Regions from separate parts of the Homo sapiens genome. Here regions 1 and 2 are each linked to region 3. Evidence: chromatin loops called from intact Hi-C (ENCODE). Cell type or tissue: mammary epithelial cell. All regions are shown on one strand.

Region 1 (8,000 bases), 180 kb before region 3:
CTGGGCCCTTTGCATACCCCAGACCCCATTCTACGCTGGACAATGCCCAGATTATCTGTGCTGACTTTAGGTGGTATAGCACGTGGCCTCAGACAACTGAGATCCCTGGGAGAGAATTCGAGTAGACTATGAATACAACTCTCCTGCTGTGTCAAGGAGCAAGGCTCTGCGTGTGTCTTTAATGCCTCCCTAACTTGCCAAGCTCTCTATTTAACAGAGAACAGCTCTAGGTTTAGCACCTGGGGGAGGCATCAGCATCCAGCTCACTGTGAAGAGGCTGATTTGTTTCCCTTGTGATTATTATTATTATTATTATTCTGACACAGAGTTTCTCTCTCGTTGCCCAGGCTGGAGTGCAATGGCGCGATCTGCGCTCATTGCAACCTCCACCTCCTGGGTTCAAGCGATTCTCCTGCCTCAGCCTTCCAAGTAGCTGGAATTACAGGCATGCGCCGCCATGCCTGGCTAATTTTGTGTTTTTAGTAGAATTGGAGTTTCTCCATGTTGGTCAGGCTGGTCTCGAACTCCCAACCTCAGGTGATCTGCCTGTCTCGACCTCCCAAAGTGCTGGGATTACAGGCATAAGCCACTGTCCCAGGGCCCTCCATTGTGATTATTTTTATGGTCACCTTCCCTGCATAACAAGTGATAATAGCTTTCCATTTAAGGCAGTAATATAGTTTCCTTTTAAGATATATTTACTTAGGTAAGAAAAAAAGTGATCCAATTTAAAGAAAAATACTAATAATGCAGATATTATTCTAGATATGGTGCAACTCGAGTGGGCTCAAGTTTGGGAACAAGCAGCCTAGTGGCTAAAGCAGAGACTATATCTGTCAAATGAGGATGAGTAACAGCCCTGCTTATAACCTCTATGAAGTGCAAATGTGACAATAACTTTGGGCATACAGTAAGCGTACTCTAATGGAACCAAAAATTATTAGCAGGATTGGCAGCATAATTTTCAGGACCCAGTGCAGAATGAAAATGCAGGGCCTTTTAATAAAAAATGATTAAGTATTTCAAGACCACGATGGCAGAGCATGAAGTCAAGTGTGAGATTCTTCCAAGCATGGGCCCCGTGTGACTGCCCTGTCCCCAGGTCATAGGCCCACAAAGCTGGCCTTGATTATTAGTATTCCAGTGCGGACCTCTAGGACCTTGGGGAAGAAGCCATTCTCCCAACTAAGGCCAGCTGCCAGCCAGCTCAGTGACAGAGGTTTCCGGTCAACCACCACAGTCACTCTTCTAAAGAAATGGCCCTTGAACTTTTATGACAAAAGGAGGGAGCTCTTAAAGCACCATTAATTTGTGTTGTTAGCAGATATTACGGTCTGGTGCTTGTCTGGATGGACGGTGGGTATTTGAAAAAATAAAACATGCCTTCTGCTAATGATCACCTCACTTTAAAAAGCCATCATCCCCTTTTGTTTCCTGAAGGGAAGGACTACTTGCTCACAATGCTTCTGTTTCTGGGTCCCCATCAGCCGTGGCTACATTCAAGTTTATCATAAGGCATTTTAAAGCTTAGTTTCATCTTTACGCTTTTTTTCCTTTTCATTCTGACAGATGATTTCCTTGCTTCTGAGTCATCTGGACGGAATGAGGGAAGAGGGGAGCGAAGGGGAAGAGGAGGGAAGGGAGAAGACTAACATAGCTTGCCTGGACCCCTCCACCAGTCAGGCTGGATACCCTTCCACCAATTATTTCAGGTTATCTAATCTTCACATCAATTTTATGGAGTGGAAACTATAGCTGCCTCTATGTCACAGATGAAGAAACTGAGGCTCAAGAGGCATCACTTGCTTCAGGTCATGCCGCCAGTAGTCTCTGACACCGGAGACTGGACGTTTTCCATAAACCTGGCCCCAGGCCACGCTGAACATCAGTAGGACTCCAGGCAGAATGTCTGGTCCTCAGCCCCTGGCCTGTCCCCATCTCCTGTTGCCCCTGTCCTCAGCTCTATCCTGTACCAGGAGGAGGGACCTTGCACACCGCATGTGGGCACTTCAGTGGGCCCATCCAGGCTCCATCCACAGCACCCTCCCATCAAGCAACAGCCAGCCCCTGGTCACCCCTCCATCCTGGGGGAGTGTCAGAAGCCTGGGGGTGGGGCACACCTGGTAAGAGACCTGCGTGGGCCCTGATGCAGACTCCAGGTCAGCACACTCCTAGCTCTGCGGACTGCTCACCCATGAGTTGGGATGGAGATGGAGGAGGGCCGGGTGGGGTCTTATGAAGCCCTGGGCTGAGGACAGGGTTCCAGCTGCCCATCTGACGTTTCCTGAGCTCACTTCTTAAATAAAGCATTGCACTTGAATCCCTGTCTCAGGATCTGAGTCTGGGAGATCCCAACTGAGATGGCCAGAAGGAGTTTCGAAAGCAGCAGGACACCCTCAACCCCCCACCGCACCTCTTCCTGGGTGCCTCCTGTGGAAAGAAGCACCAGGTACCTCGAGCCACCAGGTCCCTTGCCACATGAAGAGGCTCAGCCCTCTGCACCGCACCCCCGACTGTGACTTCAGTGTCAGCAGAGGCACCTACCTCCAGAGTACATGTCAAATGCCTTCTGTCCCAGCACAGCTCCCGTGGTTCCTAGGGGTTAAGAGGAGAACGATTATCCCCTGTAACACGTGTCATTCTGCCTGTCGTTCTGCTGAAAATGCCTAATCTGTAGTCTAAGATCTAAAAACAGAATAAGAATCTAATGAAATCAGGTCCTATAAAGAGCACGCAGGACTAAAGTAGGTTTCCAGGAATGGCTGGGCTCATCTGAGAGGTTCAAGAACGTAATGGCTGAGGACATCTCTGGAATCGAACTGAGTCTACTCAGTCTGAGTCGGTGTTCTGTCCTACCAGTTTCTAACGCAGGACTTAGCATTTTGACCTCAATTTTTGCATCTGTACAATGGGTTGTGGGAACTAAAGGAGATACATTTAAAATATTAATAGTAGTCATACAAGATGAATTTTAGCTGCAAAATCAAAATCAAAATGACAGTCGTCATTATTATTCCCACCTAAATAGAAAACCTACAACTGGAGTCCTCCACCTCTTGAAGGCAAAGGGATTTGTGTTGGGCTAAGCGGTACTCAGTTTCCCAGGGTCCAGTAACCTGGATTGCGTTTGTGGGTTTTGTGGGAGGAGGTGGCCGAAGGCCAAGCCCTCCAGGGAACCGAGTCTTCTGGAGGAACGTTACAGTTCGCGCTCTCCGCCGCTAGATGGAGGCGTTGCAGAGGGGATGGCAGCTCCGAGGCTTACGGAGGAGGGTGGGGACCAGGCCTAGGCTGTCCAGGTGGCGCGAGCAGGCTCGCTTAGCAGCCCCTCCAGGATTCTCGGGAGCCACGTAGCGTGAACGGAATGCTTCACCTGGGGCTCTTGGAAGGAGTCTATGAACCCATGGGGCTGCTTTTGTGATCGCGTGCGCTTGTGAATGATTCTGCAATTGGAGAGTGTTGGGGGTGGGGGTGGCGGCCAGCATAGCTGGAAGATCCTGAGGACTCTCTGCCCCACTAAAGGTTAAAGACTACTGGATCCTTAGCAATCCTTGTGTTGTTCTTGGTCATATAGATGAGGACACTGAGCCCCTTACATGATTTGTTGGGCTTCCCCACATCTGGCATACATAGCACGCATGTATACAGTAGGTGCTGTATGTGTGGTTGAGACATTTCTAGTCTAGGGAGGTAGTTCAGGTGAATGATTAAGACCTGCAGTTGACTCGATCCAGGTTCAAACGTAGGTGGTTTTATAGGCTGTGTGACCTTGGGCAAGTTGCTTAACCTCTTTTTTTTTTTTGGACAGGGTCTCTCTGCAGTCCAGGCTGGAGTGCAGTGGTGTGAGCTTGGCTGACTGCAACCTCGACCTCCCAGGCTCAAGCAATCCTCCCACCTCAGCCTTAGCTGGGACTACAGGTGTGCGCCACCACACCCAGCTAATTTTTTTACTTTTTGTAGAGACGGGGCGGATTCGGGGGGTGGTTCACTGTTACTCAGGCTGTTCTTGAACTCCTGAGCTCAAGAGATCTGCCCACCTCAGCCTCTCAAAGTGCTGGGATTACAGGCATGAGCCACTGCACCCAGCCTGCTTAACCTCTTTGAGCCTTAGTTTCTTACCTGGGAAATGGGGATATTGAGCATAGCTCCATCCTAACACAGTGATGGGGTTAAATGAAAAGGCACAGTAAGTGCCCAATAAATGCTAGTTCTTATTGCCATTGATGGTTATTTTCATCCTTTTGGCTTTGTGAGAAGCAGGGAAAGAGGCCTAGTCTGGGGCCATCTCATTGGAGAATATTCAAAAAGCTTTTCTCAGGTGCGACCCATTTAGGGGAGAAAGTCAGCAGGTTTCAGCCAGGTCAGCTGCAGCCTGTGCCATTTCCTGCCTGCCCTCGCTGTGGGGTGAGGGCAGATGGATGGGAGTGTTGATGTATGCTGAGGCTCCTACAGTCTTCTGGGGTCTGGCATGCACAAAAGAGCGCTCTGAGACCAGCCTGGGCACACCCTCCCTGCAGGAGGGATGCCACTTCATTGAGGCTGGAGTGGAACAGGCCTGGGCCCTCCTCAAAGCTGCAGAGGAACGGCTGCACTCAGCCTCCTGCCACTCCCTGCCCTGGCCCTTCCTGGGCTCCTAGGAAGTTGGCCAGGGCTGTCCTCTGACTCCCATCTGTCCAGGAACAGCCCCATCACTGCTCCAGGCCTCGACTTCTCCCCTGACCCATTAGGGTTTCTTGGCAGAGCGAGAAAAGGCTTTCTCTGGAGTGAAGTGCAGGGGCTTGGAGCTGGCAAGGCCGGGGCTCCCATCCTACCCTGTTCCTTCCTAAGTGTGCTCATGTGGTCCTGCCACACACAAGCTCGACAAGTTCCTTCCTGAGCATCCCTTACACCTTTTCCCCAACTTGCCCTGACCTTTGTCCCAGAAGTGGCCCTTACAGCCAGTTCTTAGAAAACTCTGTTTTCTAAGAACAGAGGCAGAGAGGAGGTCTGGCTGGGGCTAGACCACCTGGTCCTTACCTGACCCTGTAAGTCCACTCCCTCCTGAAACGTGTCCCTACTTCAGGCTTGGCGGCCCTCTGGCCTCCTGTTTAAGTGTGTGTCCTGCAGGAGATGCAGGGTTATCAAGGCCATGGATTCCCTTGTGGTCTCCCTGCCTCCAGCCCCCCTACTCCAAGCTGGAGGGAGGTTTCTGGAGTGCATGCCTGGCCCCTCACACACTGCTCAAAGCCTTTCCGTGGCTCCCTACTGCTCTCGGCTTCCAGTCACACTTCTTAGCAGGCTTGCTAGCTCCTCATCCTCTGGCCTTGCTGCTGTCCCCAGCCTTGCCTCTCTATGTTGCCCTGCAAACCTCTCTCCCTCCCTTTCCCTTCTCCTCCCTGCACTGTGTTGCCCCTGCCTGGAAAGAGCCTTCCCCAATTTTCTCCTGGCCAGCGCCCACAATCCTTCAGGCCTTAGCTGGCCATCAGCTCCCTCTGGAAGCCTCCCCTGAACCACCCGGGGTCTGTCCCCTGTTCTGCATCCCAGCTCTGCATCCCAGCTCCCATAGCTGTGCTTCCTGCCCCTCCAGAGAGGCTCACCACATTGAGATTGTTTGTGAGCCTCACGGATACCTACGGAGGCTGTGAAGCCAGGGCCTTTCTAGTTCTTGGCTGACCCCCAGTGTCCTGTACAGAGCCTGGCCCACAGTAGCTGCTGCCTGTATTTGTTGAATGAATGAATGAAGGTGTATACTCAGCATGTGATCTTGCACTGTCATTGGTTGTCCCCACATCCTCATTTGTGTTGGCTTAAGCAGAGAGGCTTTGAGGATCGGGTCATGTTTCACTCATGTTCCATAGGAGAAGTGTGTCCTCCTGAGATAGGAGCATGTGGCAGGGGCCTGGCTAGCTCTGCGGTTCTACAGCTCTGCGGGTCTTTGAGACCTTCTGTTCCCCCAGGCCAGCCACGCTTCCCCTCCTGAGCTCTACGGGCATTCCTGCCATGAGGTAGGAGCTGAGCCAATGTTGGTTGAATGAATATGCCGCTACCCCCTACCCTCCCTGGTTCTGGGTGGGAACTGTCTGGGGATGGATATGCAACTCACCATTCACCAGGGCGATGTTTAGGCCTCTGCCCACATTGTTTTTCACAGGACTCATGATCCTGAAGACAATGAAGAAGAAATATGACAGTCGGTCCCGAGTGTGGAATGAACACTCTGCTCTCCCAGCTGGGGAACTCCGTGAGGACCCACATAAGCAATGCAGAAGCATTGGGAAACACATGCAATAACTGGGGCCATCTGTTTTCTCCTGAAAACTAGTGGTGGGCTGGATTCTCTGAAGAGTTTCTCAAGGCATGTTGGACCAGAACAACCTGCTCAGAGAAGAGGCAAGGTCCCTGCCTGGGCCTCTGAGGTGTTGGAGGTGGGGCCAGCCCACCCCCAGGCCGTGAGGCCTGGCTGCTGGAAGGAGGCAGGACCCAGAAGGTTGCTGCCATCCTGGGGTGTCTGAGTCCCCATGTGGCCCAGCTGTGTTCCTGCTGGCCCGGCATCCACACCCTTGTCTCTGGATGTGCGGTGGGAGAATTGTCTTTCTCCACGAACAGGCCAGGTGGTTCCTGGGATTGACCTCTCTCTCCCAGGTGTGGACAAGCAGAGCATCCTACGTCCCCAGCTACAGCGACTGGCTGATATGGTTTGGCTGTGTCCCCACCCAAAGCTCATCTTGAATTCCCACGTGTTGTGGGAGGGACCCAGTGGGAGGTAATTGAATCATGGGGGCAGGTCTTTCCTGTGCTGTTCTCATGATAGTGAGTAAATCTCACAAGATCTAATGGTTTTATAAGGAGGCTGCACAAGCTCTTTCTCTGCCTGCTGCCAACCATGTAAGATGTGACTTGCTCCTCCTTTGCCTTCCACCATGATTATGAGGCTTCTCCTGCCACATGGAACTGTGAGTCCATTAAAATCTTTTTCCTGGATAAATTACCTAGTCTCGGGTATGTCTTTATCAGCAGCGTGAAAACGGACTAATACGCTGGGCTAGGCTTGGTCATGTGACCCAGGCCAATCAATGAAATACAGGCTTGGGACTTTTGCAGGGATAATTTAGACAGGAAGGCTCTTTTCCCATTAGGGTGCTAGGCTGGGCTAATATGTCAAACCAGCTGGTGGTCTCCCTCTTTAACCACATGGAGAAATCCCTTGCAAGTAGAAAAAAAAAAGCAAAGCTATTAGACAGAGGAGGGTAGAGCTGAAGATGGGGTGATAGACAGCCCTGATGACATTGTTTGAATCCCTGGATCCAGGTGGTCCTGAAGCCTGCCTACCACCCCTGGTCTTTTAGGTATTTGAACCCATCACTTCCTTGTTTTGCTTAAACAAACTGTGGTTAGGTTCAGAATCCTGGTTTAAACACCCGTCCCTGAGTTCTTTCATAGGTTGCACTTGCTGTCCCAGGGCCTTTACTGTCTAGGTTGGATGATAGGTACACAGCCTTTCTCCTGTACTGGGGTGGAAGCCCTGGTGCCTGCTATATCTGGGCTTTGATGCCTGGGTCAGGATCTTGAAACTTCTCTGCAGGCATTTCCTTTCATGGGAAGCCCAGCAACTTGGCTGTTAGACTTGAGGTCAAATCCTGGTCCTGCCACTGGGCAGGTGACCCTGTCTGCACCCCACTATCCTCATCTTTACATTCTCCTGGGGATAATATCCCCACCTCCCAGGATGTCGGGGGAATGAATGAGAGATGCTGTGAAGCACCAGGCAAGGTGCTGGTGGATGTGGGAGCTGTTTCAATTATTGTTATTTGTGCCTCACACACCCAGAGTGAAAGGGAAGCTGTGGGCTGGTCTCACAGGCCAGCCCCTGCAGCCTCTGAGTTTTTTAATGAATGAATGAAATAAAATAAAATAAAATAAAATAAACATAGTTGTGTCTTAGGTACTTACATGCGGTCTTCAAAGCACATAGTAGGGCCCACGACGTTGGCGGCCCCACTGCAGATTTTAAACGCAAAGTAGTT
Region 2 (8,000 bases), 990 kb after region 3:
ATATGGGTACAGGGTTTATATATATATATACATATATATGTATACATATATATGTGTATATATATGTATATACATATGTATATATGTGTATATACATATGTATATACATATATATGTGTATCTCCCCAGTGTATGGGGTTAGAATGCAGCTGTGGAACATGGGGGTGTCCTCTTAGTGACTCAAACCAAATTATCACTGGAGAAACAATGAGAACAACAAAATCAAATGCAAACCACCAAAATACAAGTGTAGTCCTCATATCAAGAAAAAGATAAGGGAAAGATCTTCAGAAAGCCCCTCTATTAATTATTTAGTCTCAGCTCAGACAGTTCCAGAAACAGAACAGTGATAAACAGGACCATTGCCATACTTCTGGAGATGAGGAAAACACCAGAATAGAAATCTTCAGTGGGCTAGTATGGGACTCTGGCTGTGATCCCTCTCTTATCCAAAATTCTGCTAAGGGACTTGCCTGAGAACACACACAGATTTCTCTATGAGAGCAAAATAAGAGATATATACATAGGTTAGATAATGCAATGAAGATCAAAAATTACATTTTGGAATGTTGTATTCCATCTTATGGGGCAGCATTTAATCAGGATCCTAGTGCAATCTTCCATCTGGAGCCCCAAATCCAATGTCACACATTGCGGGTTGGGGTGCGGAAGATCTAGCTTAACCCTAGTGAGGAAGATGTCCTGCCTGGTTAACTTCCAGCTCAGTGGGTATTAGTAGCATAGCAGGGATGCCAAACAGGAACACACTATGGGGTGTCATCAGCAAGAATAAGGTCCAGAGCTATGTGGTGGGTTAGAAGTCTGAAAGTCAGAAAAGGCTTTGGAAGCCCTCTTGTCTTCCATTTTACAGGTGAAGAAACTGAGGCTGAATGATTTGTTTACCATTCAGGTTACACAGAGAGTTAAAGTCAGGACCCAGACCTTCCAAGTCCCAGGCCAAAGCAGGTGATTATTCTGTAGCATGTGCTGTCCATATTCCTCGGCAGCAGTATATCCCAGCAGCAGCATAATTTCAGAAAAGGAATGAGAAAAGGGGATATATCCATTGGAGGGTACCCAGGATCAGGGGTTTCAAAGATGCACAATTCTGGGACACAGGGTGAGTAGTCATGAGAAGTGGAGATATGGGGTGGGGGTGCGTGATGGTTTCCGCAAACACAGGAGAAAGAAACATTAACAACGTGGGCCGTGGAAAAGGAATTAAACTTGTTTGGTTTCATGGAGCAGGTAGATAACTAGTGGGTGGATCGGAAGAAAGCAATTTATATGTCTGTGGTGAAACATACACACATAACGTAAAATCCACCATTTAGCCATTTTAAAGTATATCGTTCAGTGGCATTTAGTGCATTCAACAGTGTTGTGCAAACATCACCGCTACCTAGTTTCAGAACATTTTCATTATCCCGAAGGGAAACCCTGCACCCATTAAGTGGTAACTCCCCTTTCCCCTACCCCCCCAGTCCCTGGCAACCACTTATCTGCTTTCTGTCTCTATCAATTTGCCTATTATGGATATTTCATAGAAATGGAATCATACAATATGTGGCCTTTAGTGTCTGGGGAAGCAGATGCTTTTTTAACATAATGAAAATTGCAGGATGAAGAGTGTGGTTTGAAAGGGGGCTTGGTAATGACTTAGGATGCTTGAATTCAGGCCAAGGCTAGAAGTCCACATGGTAGGGATATTGCGGAGGGGCCTCTGAACAAGAAGTGGGCTTGAAAGGCTGGCTCTTCAGGGCTTTTCTGACCTGGAGATGGAGGCCCTCTCTGACAAGCCCCTGGGACTATCTCCCTTTTTCCCCACAACCCCACCTCTGCCAGTGATGACCAGTCTCTACCCTACGGTAAAACTCAGGTCCAACCACGTCCACTCCTTTTGCTAATTTCCCCTCTTTTCATTCTCCTCCCACCTCCGGGTCTGTTGACACTTGCTTGCCAATTTGCCTGACACACTGCAGACAATCTTCTCACTCAAGCATGTTTGACCTGAACATACAGCTTTCTGCTGAGCTGATCTGGAGTTTCAGTTGGCCGTTTGGGCAGCCAGACATGAATTAAGAACAGGGATAAACAAGGATGGCTTGAGCTTTAACTACACCGATTTGGCCCAATAGGCTCGGGGATAATCTATAAGACCTAACAGCTGAGGGCAATAAAATTAGCTACAAAGGGACTGCGGGGTAGAAACAATGTCTTCTGATACTTCACACAACACACACTCACACACAAAAGACACCAAAAACTCTCCGACAGAAGCCTTACAACAGCTTAGAGGAGAGGCATTGTGCTTGAAAAACTATATTTTAAAAAGCAGAGAGGAAACCCACGGTGACTGAAGTATCATTTTCCCGGTGGTGATCATGGATTTCATCCCAAGACCTGGAAATCATGTTAGAACTACAGTATCAGCCCAGCTTTGTGTCTAGGGCTTAAACTTGAAATGTTGTTTACATAAATAGTTAAGGAACACATACTGGGTTGAAGAGTGTGCTCTCCAAAAATGCATGTCCACCTAGAGCCTCAGAATGTGACCTTATTTGGAAAGAGGTCTTGGGAGATGTTATTAGTCAAGATGAGGTCATACTGGATTAGAATGGGCCCTAAATTCCGTGACTGGTGTCCTTATAAGGACATCAACGGAGGGCAGAAGGCCATGTGAAGACAAAGCGGACACTAGAGTGAATCTGCTGTAAGCCAAAGAAGGCCAAAGATTGCGGAAAGGAAGGATTCTTCCCCAGAACTTTCAGAGAGAGCATGATTCTGCTGACACTTTAGTTTTGGACATCCAGCATCTTGAACTGGGAGGGAATGCATTTTGGTTGTTTTATGCCACTCATGTTGTGCCAATTTGTTACAGCAGTCCTAGGAAGCTAACATAATACACTCCCAATTCCCTCTTCTTTTATACAATTGTACAACCCTATTTGAAACATGGAAAAGGCTCTTAGTTCTCACAAAAAAATCTCATTATATTTGGAGTTCAACTTCTGAACACGGGTTTAGAAACAAATAGGGTCTGATTTCACTGATTTTCAAAGGGCTTTCTTTGTAATGACTGGGGTTTGTTTTATTTGTTTGCTTGTTTCCAGGAGAAGAGAAGATTGGCCTCAGACACTTCCGTCTTCAGACCTGTGCCTCTCCTTTGAGGATCCCTTCCCCGAAGCTGCCAAGGAGAACCTTCCCTCACATTGTTCCTCCTTTGTTCCCCGCTCTCCTTTTCCAGGCTGAGAGACCTGGGGCCTTGGAAGCAAGCACACGCTGGCTGAGCTGTGATTCCTCCATGTTGATTATAATTTTTATCACATTATATGGGATCCCTCTGGTGGTTACTAGGGGATACGTCAGTTTTGAGAGATTGGAACCTAACCAAAGAAGCTTCAAATCTAGAGGATAAGGGGACTCAGAGTTTACAAGTCACAGCAAGCAGATGCTGGTCTGCTTTAGGTGCCTCTTACGGGGATTGTGAGAGGGCTCCTGGGGCCTGAGGAGGGTCTTCTGAGGTGTGAAAGGCTGTACTGGTGGTCCCTGAAAGCCATCGTCATTTGTGTGAGGAGGAGTACTGGAGGAGCTGTCTTACCACATGAAAAACAGCATGGAGCATCCCAGCCACATCAAAGGCACGGTTTGAGCCTTGGGCTGTAGAGGCTCAGAGAGAGTGACAAATAAGACCCTGGTGAGAGACCAATGGGGACAGTATTTCCAGACTTTGGCATGAAACAGATTTCTGAGCACCTCATGAAATGTCTGCAAGGGCAGCTCCTCAGAGTGACCCTCCCAAATCAATCAAAGCTGGCCCCCTATCTTAATTATGACTTACAAATAGAAGCATGCACCTGGCTGGATGCAGTTTGCCACATGGTTTACAATAGCGGTAGAATAAGAAATAACTTACCAAACGAGTACATTTTCTTGGCTGGCTGGGGCACTCAGAGTTGACACTGGTAAGGCTCCATTAAAATGCCTTTATGTTCTGATATACACAGATGTGTTAATTTATAGCATATTCATCAGAAGACATAAATTAATTGCTCTCTGATGAATTTTATAACACCTCCTTTATGCCTCTCCACCCTCCCCCTCCAAAGTACACTGAAAAGGTCAACAGCACTATCGAATGCAGCACACTTCAACTTCCTTCCAAGCTTATAATTAAAGCTAATTAGTAGCTTTGGTAATTAGCGCATGTAAGCTTTCTGCTTTCTGAATTAATAAGACTGAGTCAGGTTTTGAGCCAAGTAGACTTTTCACTCACTGGTTCTGATTCTTGAACTGTGTTTGGCTGGTTAATTTAAAACATGTCTGTTGAAAGTGGAATACTAGAAAGAAAACATACTTGTGATGGTCTGCTCTCAAGCCAGTGTGATTTATGAACAGGCCAAAGTGGAACTGTTGTCACAAGAGAAAATCAGAATGCTCTGGGTTTCCAATAACTGACCAGTCTCAACCTCTCAGTGTGAAATGAGTTGTGCCCAGTTACTATGTCACATGGACACAACACAACGTCAAGGATGCCCTTGCACACTTATGTCACCCTCTCATAACACATCTGTACTAAGCACATCAAATCCTCTTTATTTTAGGAGAATGCAGAGGCAATGGCAGTGGGGTGCCAAGATATAACTAACTGCTCATTTTGATTCAAATAAAAATCAAAGAGGAGAAAAATCATTAGTCAAATCAGCTTCTGCTTTTGTGTAGACAAAGTGATTCTCCAAATAGCTTCGTGTTTCTTTTTTTAGCCAGCATGTGGGCATCCTGCATGCCCAGACAGAATTAAAAGTGCATGTTTTAAAATCAAGAAATCAAATCTATATTCTATTAAAAGAAAAAATGTGATTTGTTTTCAGACTTTAGAAACAGTTGGGATAAAAATTTCCACGGGTGAGCTCATTTGCTTTTTCTTTTCCCATACTAATCTCAGAAAATTTATTTTTGTTTTTTAAAGAAAGAAAGGAAGGAAGAAAAAGAAAATCACTTAGTGATTTACTGGACTCCTTATAAGTCCAGGACAATGGTGGGGGTTGCTCACAGCGCTAGTAATTTTGATACATAAAGAAAAGGAAACAGTCACTGCTGCAGAGAGAGGAATATATAAGACAGCTCTGGGTCACTAGAGTAAATGGTTTTCATTTTAATGGCGCACTTACTGCCACTGTGATAGCCACATTTGGATCTGTAAGGGGCAGTTAATACTATTCAAGAGCAAGGCACATTTGGTCTTGTGGATGGCTGTGATTGTGAAGGTGACAAGGGGTTATGGATTCCCACAGCCTCACAGGCCCAGCTGAATAGGAAGCCTTGTGCCCCCTTGGCAGCTCATCCTACCCCGTGGCAGCTCATCCTACCTAGGTGGATACACTCCAGTAAGATCTATACACAGTGGTTCTCAACTGGGGGAGATTCTGCCCCCAGGGGATACTTGGCAATGTTTGGCACAGTTTTGATTGTCATAACTGGTGGGAGAGGGTAGATGCTACTGGCATCTAGTGAGCAGAGACTAGGAATGTTGCCAAACGATCAGCCATGCACACGACAGTCACTCCTCAACAAAGATGATCTGGCCCCACAGGATACTAGTGCCAATGTCATGGAACCCTGATACAGAAGGTCTAAACAGGGTCTGAGGCCCTCCTTGTCTTTGAGGAAGAGTTAAATGTTAGCTTTCCAGATTGACTCTGGACTGATCTTGGCCTTATACAAGTCAGAAAGAAGTGAGTGATAGCTCACCCACAGGGGCTAGATCTGAGTCAGACTGGAAGAAGTCGGCACACTCAGGGTAACGGCAGCTGCCTAAAAGCCAAGCGCTGGGCATTTTTATGTTGCAGCTAAGGCCAGCATGCTGCATTATGGATGAGCTCATGTGCCATGGCAAACAGTTTAAGAACGATGCTTATATTTAATGAATCCTAAATGGTTTATTACAGAGGGTCAAGTTTCTGCTTCCTGTGGGAATTTGACATTTATGAAAATGCACGCACATTAATTATTCAGTGGAGACGTCCTTCCTATGGAAATTCACTTTCCTGTACACTCGACAGGACTACATTCCCTGTCTGCATGGGCTACTTTGTTGTTAATCCTCTAAGCATTAATTAAATAAAATTTGCAACCGAGCCAGGATGCATCTACCCTCAAATGTTATGCAAAAGACAGTTAAATGCTGTTTGATTTTTCCTGCTAGTAGCCAATCATTACCCATAGCTATTTATGTTCTTCCTTTTGTTCTTTAAAGCATAAACCTGGTATCTCTTCCCACTGAGAAGAAAACTACGCTCAGTAATTAAATTACACCACATTAAACTTACTTAAGTTCACCAGCAGGGAAAATTCCGTGCCCCTGGGTTTAACAGTAAGTCCTAATCACGCTTGCAAGCCATATCTTTTCTGTGAGTTGTTATAGTTTTCATTCCTGGAATTCCATTAAAAATGGTAATGTCATTACTCCTGTTACTGCTCAAAACCAACAGCATAATCCTGAATTTTAATTAGTAATTACAATTAATCATTATTTCATTAATGAAATGTTTAGTTGGTAATTGTCTTTGAGCACCTTACTCCCTAGGCTTATAAGCATTTCATAACATCTAATTTGTTGCCTGTTTCTGATGAAGTGGCACTGTCAACCTTATTTTATGTTAACACTTTGATGGGGCTCTGCATCCCAGGCCTGCACCACCGGCTGCATATTTACACCTTGGAAATGTGTGGCTTCTGGCTCTCGATAAGGTTCGCCTGAGGACGTACCCTCGCATTCTTTCCTGCCAGCTTAAGAAGGCGACTGTTTGTGCTCCCAGAGAGCACAGCATGTGAAGAGAGAAATAATAATTCCTGGAACGCTTACTTAATAATAAATCTGGGATCCAAATTCATGGATTTTTGAGAGGGGATAGAGCAAGGATTTGGAGGTAGTCTTTGGAACAGGAAGGTTGATTTTAAAAGAGCTTAAAGAATTAAGAATAAGCTGGGAGGGTTGTCAAGAATTTAACACGAGGCAAGATTTTTGTTGATCCTTTTGCAATAGCAAAGATATTCTTATTTATTAGGATGGTTTTTTAGGGGTGAGGGGAAGCTTGTCTTCCCCACCAAAAGGTCAGGGACCCAAGTATGCCTTGCACACAGTTGTATTCCTAGCTCCTGGTGCGGGGTTGGGCATACACGTGACTCAATAAACAGCTAGATAAGTCATTGTTCCTGCATGGCCTATGGTTAGGCTATGAAGGGGGTAACTGAGGTACAAGAGTTAATGGTGGTTTGGTGATGGTAGCAGGGTGTGGGATGCTAGGAGATGCCAAATCAGTGGGCTGGTGTGCTCACAAATGACCTGATGTCATAGTTGTCTGTCACTGACAATTCTAAAAGGACGGATTCATCCGACTGCCCTCTATGTAAAAAAATTTACACATACACACACACACACACACACACACACACACCCGACGGTGAATTATTCAGGGAGGAGAAAGCCTGCTATCCTTGGCAAATTAAACAAGGAGGATTTGAGCAAAGAAAAGATGTGCTGCTGTTATTTCAAGGAAGTATTCACAGCTTCAGAATTAAAACTGAGATGGAACAACATCAGACTTGTTGGAAAATGCTCCGCGTCTGTGGTGTATTTCAGACAAGTTAGTCAGAAAATTCAAAATATCTGGAAGAAATAAATGACGGCCAACAGTTTGGTGTTGGCCACCAGGTGCCAGAGCACGTATGGTCTTGGCCTAAGGTGAGTGAAAGACAGGTTTCTGGGTCAAGACAGGTGTTTCCAAATGGCAATTTTTGAGGCTGCTGACATTTTACAAAATAAAAGAATGTGATAAAGCTTAAGTTTTTGGTTGTATTTTATAAATGTCTATATTTAAGAAGTTCATGCTTTAGCACACATAAGACATTCAACAAGTCATTTGGAAATAACATCAAATGTCGAAATTTGAGACCCTTTATAATTAGGAGTGGAGGACCAAGTGGACTCCATCCCTTGT
Region 3 (8,000 bases):
CGGGCAGAGACACAGCCAAAAAAGAGAATTTTAGACCAATATCCTTGATGAACATTGATGCAAAAATCCTCAATAAAATACTGGCAAAACGAATCCAGCAGCACATCAAAAAGCTTATCCACCATGATCAAGTGGGCTTCATCCCTGGGATGCAAGGCTGGTTCAATATACGCAAATCAATAAATGTAATCCAGCATATAAACAGAGCCAAAGACAAAAACCACATGATTATCTCAATAGATGCAGAAAAAGCCTTTGACAAAATTCAACAACCCTTCATGCTAAGAACTCTGAATAAATTAGGTATTGATGGGACATATTTCAAAATAATAAGAGCTATCTATGACAAACCCACAGCCAATATCATACTGAATGGGAAAAAACTGGAAGCATTCCCTTTGAAAACTGGCACAAGACAGGGATGCCCTCTCTCACCACTCCTATTCAACATAGTGTTGGAAGTTCTGGCCAGGGCAATGAGGCAGGAGAAGGAAATAAAGGGTATTCAATTAGGAAAAGAGGAAGTCAAATTGTCCCTGTTTGCAGACGACATGATTGTATATCTAGAAAACCCCATTGTCTCAGCCCAAAATCTCCTTAAGCTGATAAGCAACTTCAGCAAAGTCTCAGGATACAAAATCAATGTACAAAAATCACAAGCATTCTGATACACCAACAACAGACAAACAGAGAGCCAAATCATGAGTGAACTCCCATTCACAATTGCTTCAAAGAGAAGAAAATACCTAGGAATCCAACTTACAAGGGATGTGAAGGACCTCTTCAGGGAGAACTACAAACCACTGCTCAAGGAAATAAAAGAAGATACAAACAAATGGAAGAACATTCCATGCTCATGGGTAGGAAGAATCAATATCGTGAAAATGGCCATACTGCCCAAGGTAATTTACAGATTCAATGCCATCCCCATCAAGCTACCAATGACTTTCTTCACAGAATTGGAAAAAACTACTTTAAAGTTCATATGGAACCAAAAAAGAGCCCGCATCGCCAAGTCAATCCTAAGCCAAAAGAAGAAAGCTGGAGCCATCACACTACCTGACTTCAAACTATACTACAAGGCTACAGTAACCAAAACAGCATGGTACTGGTACCAAAACAGAGATATAGATCAATGGAACAGAATAGAGCCCTCAGAAATAACGCCACATATCTACAATTATCTGATCTTTGACAAACCTGAGAAAAACAAGCAATGGGGAAAGGATTCCCTATTTAATAAATGGTGCTGGGAAAACTGGCTAGCCATATGTAGAAAGCTGAAACTGGATCCCTTCCTTACACCTTATATAAAAATCAATTCAAGATGGATTAAAGATTTAAACGTTAGACCTAAAACCATAAAAACCCTAGAAGAAAACCTAGGCATTACCATTCAGGACATAGGCATGGGCAAGGACTTCATGTACAAAACAACAAAAGCAATGGCAACAAAAGACAAAATTGACAAATGGGATCTAGTTAAACTAAAGAGCTTCTGCACAGCAAAAGAAACTACCATCAGAGTGAACAGGCAACCTACAAAATGGGAGAAAATTTTTGCAACCTACTCATCTGACAAAGGGCTAATATCCAGAATCTACAATGAACACAAACAAATTCACAAGAAAAAAACAAACAACCCCATCAAAAAGTGGGCAAAGGACATGAACAGACACTTCTCAAAAGAAGACATTTATGCAGCCAAAAAACACATGAAAAAATGCTCATCATCACTGGCCATCAGAGAAATGCAAATCAAAACCACTATGAGATACCATCTCACACCAGTTAGAATGGCAATCATTAAAAAGTCAGGAAACAACAGGTGCTGGAGAGGATGTGGAGAAATAGGAACACTTTTACACTGTTGCTGGGACTGTAAACTAGTTCAACCACTGTGGAAGTCAGTGTGGCGATTCCTCAGGGATCTAGAACTAGAAATACCATTTGACCCAGCCATCCCATTACTGGGTATATACCCAAAGGACTATAAATCATGCTGCTATAAAGACACATGCACACGTATGTTTATTGCGGCATTATTCACAATAGCAAAGACTTGGAACCAACCCAAATGTCCAACAATGATAGACTGGATTAAGAAAATGTGGCACATATACACCATGGAATACTATGCAGCCATAAAAAATGAAGAGTTCATGTCCTTTGTAGGGACATGGATGAAATTGGAAATCATCATTCTCAGTAAACTATCGCAAGAACAAAAAACCAAACACCGCATATTCTCACTCATAGGTGGGAATTGAACAATGAGATCACATGGACACAGGAAGGGGAATATCATACTCTGGGGACTGTTGTGGGGTGGGGGGAGGGGGGAAGGATAGCATTGGGAGATATACCTAATGCTAGATGAGGAGTTAGTGGGTGCAGCACATCAGCATGGCACATGTATACATATGTAACTAACCTGCACAATGTGCACATGTACCGTAAAACTTAAAGTATAATAAAAAAAAATCATGAAAAAACAAACAAACAAACAAACAAACAAAAAAAACCAAACACCGCATATTCTCACTCATAGGTGGGAACTGAACAATGAGATCACATGGACACAGGAAGGGGAATATCACACTCTGGGGACTGTTGTGGGGTGGTGGGAGGGGGAAGGGATAGCATCAGGAGATATACCTAATGCTAGATGACGTGTTAGTGGGTGTAGTGCACCAGCATGGCACATGTATACATATGTAACTAACCTGCACAATGTGCACATGTACCCTAAAACTTAAAGTATAATAAAAAAAAAAAAGACTATACAGACTGATCCCTTTCCATCTTTGCTCATAGTGATTTTTAAGTGTTAGAAAACAAAAAAGTAACCAATGGAAACTTTTCAAATAAAAACTGCTGACACGAACACATAGAAAGGTGAACAACTAGCTGTCTGAGGCTAGACATCCTCACCTACAAATGGATATTGATGGAGTTCAGGACATGGCATTTACAGTAGCAGGAAGGTCACTCTCACCTTCTCCTGTTCTCCCCTGCAGCTGGTCATAAAACATAGCTAGGATTTTCTGAACACCCCCTGGAGCAGGTCATAAGATACTCATTTGAGAGATGCCGTCCCTATCCCCTGAAGAAAGGAACATCCTTATCTCTGAAGACACAGGGACACAGAGAAGAATCTGAACAAAAGCCTTGCTGATTTTCTTCGTTTATTTCCATTAGCTCATATCTCCTTTGCCCAATCATATTTCTCCACCACTTTCCTCTCTTCATCAAACCTGGAGTAAAAATATTCAAGTTTCACTGTTTGTTCAGTTCTTCATTTCCTTATAAAGACTCCTGTATCATGGAAAACTTACATGAAATAAATTTGTATGTTTTTCTTTTGCTAATCTGTCTTTTGTTGCAACAGAGGCCTTGGCGATGAATCCAGGGTGGGTGAGAAAAAGATATTTTTCCTCCCCTACAATATGCTTATAAACATATGTAGCAGTAAACCTATTTCTAGGTAGGTAGCATCCTGTGAAAGCACCAATGAAATAATATAGAATTTGTTTTGATTTTGGCATTCAGTCATACCTAGAGAATATCGTAAGTAGATGCAAAGGGATGACAACCAGTATCTACAATGAACTACGACCATCATCATAATAGCGGCGATTGACATTTATTGAGTACTTATGCTAATTCTTGGTAGATATGATCTTATTTGATCCTCAGAGCAATTCTATGAAATAAATAGGATGAACAACTACATTCAACAGAAGAGGAAATTGACACTGGGTATTAACCCAGGATCGTGCCTGCCAGGAAAGAGTGGAGCTAGAATGTGAACCCAGGCAGTCTGAGTCCACAGCTTACCCTCTCAACCACTAGTCTGTAGTGTTTATTCCAGCTCGAGAGTGCATCTAGAGTGGTGACTATTTAAGTTTTTGAATAACAAAATGACAAAATCAGTTCTGTTTGTGGCAGGAAAAAAAAGTGACCCTGAAGAAATACATTTATTTGAAATATATATGACTATCTCCTTACCATAAATTAATTTCATTGTTTTCATTCTCATGACATGTCACTATGTATTTACAATTTAAAAAATCAGTTTTGCCACGTTACTAAATTTGGGACAATCATAAAATGTAATAGACAGTACTCTGAGAATAAGAAAAGTTTATTTCCTGGGGTGACTTTCATAGTCACTAAACACAGAACAACTTGCACATTTCAATATTTCCTCCTGACAGTACAGATACTGTCTCTATTGTCACTATTACACTGACTCTAATATCAGTTTTCGTATATCATTTCTATAGTTGTATAAGAACATCTGCTCATATGATTTATCTGCAGCTTAGCACAATCAACTGCATACCTTTTTAGTTCAGGAGGATTAAAAGAAAACTCATTCTACCCAAAGAGAGCTGAGAAGTTAATGAATCTGTAGATCAGAACAAATTAAAACCTATTAATTATAAGGAGTCTGAAATGCCAATATATTATATTTTGAATACACAGCAACCAGGAATATCATGCAAAAACGCTGATATGCTGTGGAGCAAAGAAATGGAACAGATCCCAGAAACTCAGGACCTCGGCCTTTTGGTGGCGCTGTTGCTATGTGCTAGTGCCAGGAAAACAGTATTCATATATAATTAACTACCACGGAGCACAAGCAGCTTTGCTTTTCCATGATCAAGCTGCTAGAGATTTTGGGGTGAGGGAGCGAAATGAAGGCTAAATAAAAGAACCGGAGATAAGATAATCCTGCCATGTTAAAAGGTAAAGATAATATTTTTATGTTGTTATGTAAAACCTATGAAAATGGCGATAATGTTGCAAGGTTAATCAAGACCATAAATAACTTGTCTGAGAACCTCACCATATGCCTGCAGTTTTATTAAGTGTATTTTGCCTCGTTATTCTCCGAATATTATGCTCTGCAACATGCCATGTTGATGGATGCATGCAATGAGCTTTTCTTTTCTTTTTTGTAAGCTAAAGAGACTTATGTGCTTGATATTAGGTATGGGAATTCTTTTTTTTTTTTTTAAGAGATGGGGTCTCATTGTGTTACCCACACTGGCCTTGAATTCCTGGGCTAAAATCCTCCTGCCTTAGCCTCCCAATTAGCTGGGAATACAGACCTGTGCCACCATGCCCCCGTTCAGGTTATGTTAATTATTAACCTGAAGGAATGACAGCTTTGGGGCATCTGCTCACAGGGTAGCTGCACAATAAACCTACTTTTCTTGAATCTACATTTGAGGAGAGACAGTGAAATGAAATATTGAAATAATGAGATAATGAAGGAGTTTATTTGGAAGGATCTGAGGGAGTCAGTCTGTATGCTGATGGTTAAACTCACATCAAAACAAACACTACAGAATCTCTGCTTACTCTTTCAGGTCTCAGTCGTCATAAAAAGGGAAAATGTCCTAGAAATTCTGTTCTGATCACTCAAGTGGCCCTTTGAGGAGAATAACCTTGGGGAAACAGCAGTTGACAGTCAGTGTGAGCTTACTCTGCTAAGCACCAGGCACATGCATTTCATGTACTCATTCGATTTGCATAATGCCAATATTAGGAAGGTTCTTTTATTATTTCCATTTCAAAGATGATCATGTCCATAAATGGCAGAGCTGGAATTTGAGCCCAGGTTGACTGATCTAGAGTTTATATTTGTTTGGGCATCCCATGAAGCAGTGTCCATTGATAGCTGTTCCTGTTCCTTAAAAAAAGAAAACACACACACACACACACAACATGGCTTTATGCTATTGTCAATCAAAATCCCTCACCAAGATAAAATTCACTTAAAATTCATTATAACTAACTCCTAGTGCCCTTCCAAAGGCTGCCGAGAGCCCAGTTTTTGAATAAATCTCACGAGGGCTACTCCTAACAGAAACTCTCCAAAATTGATTGATTGTAGCCTGGTTTCCACAGAAGTTGTAAAGTATTGTTTTAATTGAATTTGGTTCTAAGTTAGAAACTTTGAAAAATTTGTCTGTCAAAGGCCAATGGATTTCTCAGTAGGCTTGATTTATTTAGCAAGAGATGCCTACAAAAGCCAATTTGCTATGAGGAATGTGGTTACATTTAATTACACTTTTAAATGACTAATTTGTTATATCTAAACACCTTTTAAACAGTACATATTACTCTGAACTGTACAGATGCTGAGGAATCAAAGTTTGTGTTAAACACAAAGGATTTTGCTAAAGACTCTTCATTTTACTCTGCGTAGGCTTTCTGGCTTCAGACTGCAATGTGTGTGAAGTCGTCAGGTAAAAATGCTAAACTGAATGGGACCGGACTACATCTTTTTCTTCCTATTTGCAATCAGGCCCTGCTCAGAAGGAGATTTTCCTTTGGGTGTATATTTAATATCCATTTATCAAATCTTGAATTGAAAATATTACATGCATCACTCAGGATTTATTTAAGCAAAGCAAAGCTGATGTTTATTTTGGAATCTTGACGAAAATTATTTTAGAGTAAAAAATGAATTTTTAAAAATTATACTTTAAGTTTTGGGATACATGGGCAGAATGTGTAGGTTTGTTACATAGGTACACATGTGTCATGGTGGTTTGCTGCACCCATCAACCCGTCATCTACATTAGGTATTTCTCCTAATGCTATCTATCCCTCCCCTAGCCCCCTACACTCCGACGGGCACTGCTGTGTGATGTTTCCCTCCCTGTGTCCATGTGTTCTCACTGTTCAACTCTCACTTATGAGTGAGAATATGCAGTGTTTGGTTTTCTGTTCCTGTATTAGTTTGCTGAGAATGATGGTTTCCGGCTTCATCCATGTCCCTGCAAAGGACCTAAACTCATCCGTAAACAAGGAATTTTTAAAAATATTATTGATTGATTCATTCAAGTAATGACTGACAACTAGCTGTGATGCCTTGTGCTAGCCTTTGTGCTCCAACACAGAAGGTATGAAAGAACACAGGCAGGGTTCTGCCTTCAAGGAATTCACAACCAGGCCTGGGGATAGTGGTAACAGTGGTTGGCTAATGTCATAAGTGCTGTAATTGAGCCAGAAGATAACAGGGACCCAGAGAGGGAAGCGAATAATTCTGTTCAGGGTGGGATGAGGGTTGGGGAGAGTTTCATGAAGCAGTGACAAGTGAGTTGGGGCCTTCAGAAATAAGCAAAAGGAGGGATAAACAGTCAGAGTACAGAGAATTTTAGGGGCAGTGAAACTACTCTGTATGATACTATAATGGTAGATACATGTCACTATACCTTTGTCTAAATCCATAAAATGCACAACACCAAGAGTGAACCCTGATAATGTGACAATGATGTGTCAATGGAGGTTCATTAATTGTAACAAATTACCACTCTGGTGGGGGACACTGATAATAGGGTTCGTCTCAATTTTGCTGTGAACCCAAAACGGCTCAAAACAATTATAAGTCTTTAATAAAAAATTAGCCAAAAACCAAAAAACCAAAACAGAAATTAAAGAGCCATTTTCTAAATAGAGAAGGAGCTGCCAGACAGAGAAGAGATGAGCATGGCCTGATCTGAACACAGGGCATGGCTCACCAACTGACAGCCAAGTTGACAGTGTGGCAGGAGCAGAGTGGCTCACTTGTGTGTATGTTGGGTGGGGGGTGGGTAGCGAGACAAGCAAAACTCATTTCAAGTGCTACGCAAGCTGACAGAGAAACGAAGGCACTAAGAGGAGGTTATCTTGCTAAAGGAGAGACTCCCCACTGTCCCCTCCACCACAGACTTAATTTGGCTTCCTTTTGGAACTTGGAATTCCAGTCCCCTCTTGTCTGCATGGTAAACTTGAACTCATTCTTGAACTTTGGCTTAACTGTTGTCTTCTCTGTGAAAGCATCCCTGAAACCCACATGCGGAATCACTCCCTCTCACGTGTTCCCATAACTCGTTATTCTATCACTTGCCACCCTGAGTTACAGTGAGCCGTTTACCTGGGCTTCCCCACCAAAACTGTGAATACCTCAAGCTTGGATAAGGCTTTATCTGTATCCTCAG

Evidence for each region. Hi-C counts contacts between places; a loop is a spot of excess contacts. Peaks named below come from ENCODE experiments on the same cell type or tissue, not always from the same donor. Only the 100,000 strongest peaks of a DNase experiment are listed, where the experiment ranks them.
Region 1: a loop joins it to region 3, with 6 times the contacts of the local background. A loop is called at or near these places in 6 of 110 quality-filtered maps.
Region 2: it touches region 3 in a loop (5-fold over the local background); 3 of 110 quality-filtered maps call a loop at or near these places.

Annotation. Positions count from the first base shown.
Region 1 is chr3:58,637,583-58,645,582 of GRCh38, forward strand. It overlaps FAM3D (FAM3 metabolism regulating signaling molecule D), which reads right to left. Exons shown (of 10, transcript NM_138805.3): 5 at 7,927-8,000; 6 at 6,080-6,138; 7 at 2,545-2,595. Among named protein-coding and RNA genes, the nearest start is that of FAM3D, 25 kb to the right of the region's middle. RefSeq lists enhancers at 2,849-3,349, 3,350-3,850 and a silencer at 3,152-3,311. In mammary epithelial cell, a CTCF peak has its summit at 3,218 (motif pointing right); a DNase peak (open chromatin) is centred at 3,259.
Region 2 is chr3:59,806,619-59,814,618 of GRCh38, forward strand. The region is part of intron 8 of FHIT (fragile histidine triad diadenosine triphosphatase); the gene reads right to left. It overlaps CFAP20DC-DT (CFAP20DC divergent transcript), which reads left to right. Exons shown (of 7, transcript XR_002959675.2): 7 at 3,114-4,692. Among named protein-coding and RNA genes, the nearest start is that of CFAP20DC-DT, 720 kb to the left of the region's middle. RefSeq lists enhancers at 1,585-2,220, 2,855-3,488, 3,489-4,122. In mammary epithelial cell, a CTCF peak has its summit at 3,354 (motif pointing left); no DNase peak of the experiment used is centred here.
Region 3 is chr3:58,819,821-58,827,820 of GRCh38, forward strand. The region is part of intron 14 of CFAP20DC (CFAP20 domain containing); the gene reads right to left. CFAP20DC-AS1 (CFAP20DC antisense RNA 1) reads left to right here and starts at 4,651. Exons shown (of 3, transcript NR_110820.1): 1 at 4,651-4,755. In mammary epithelial cell, a CTCF peak has its summit at 4,570; a DNase peak (open chromatin) is centred at 4,611.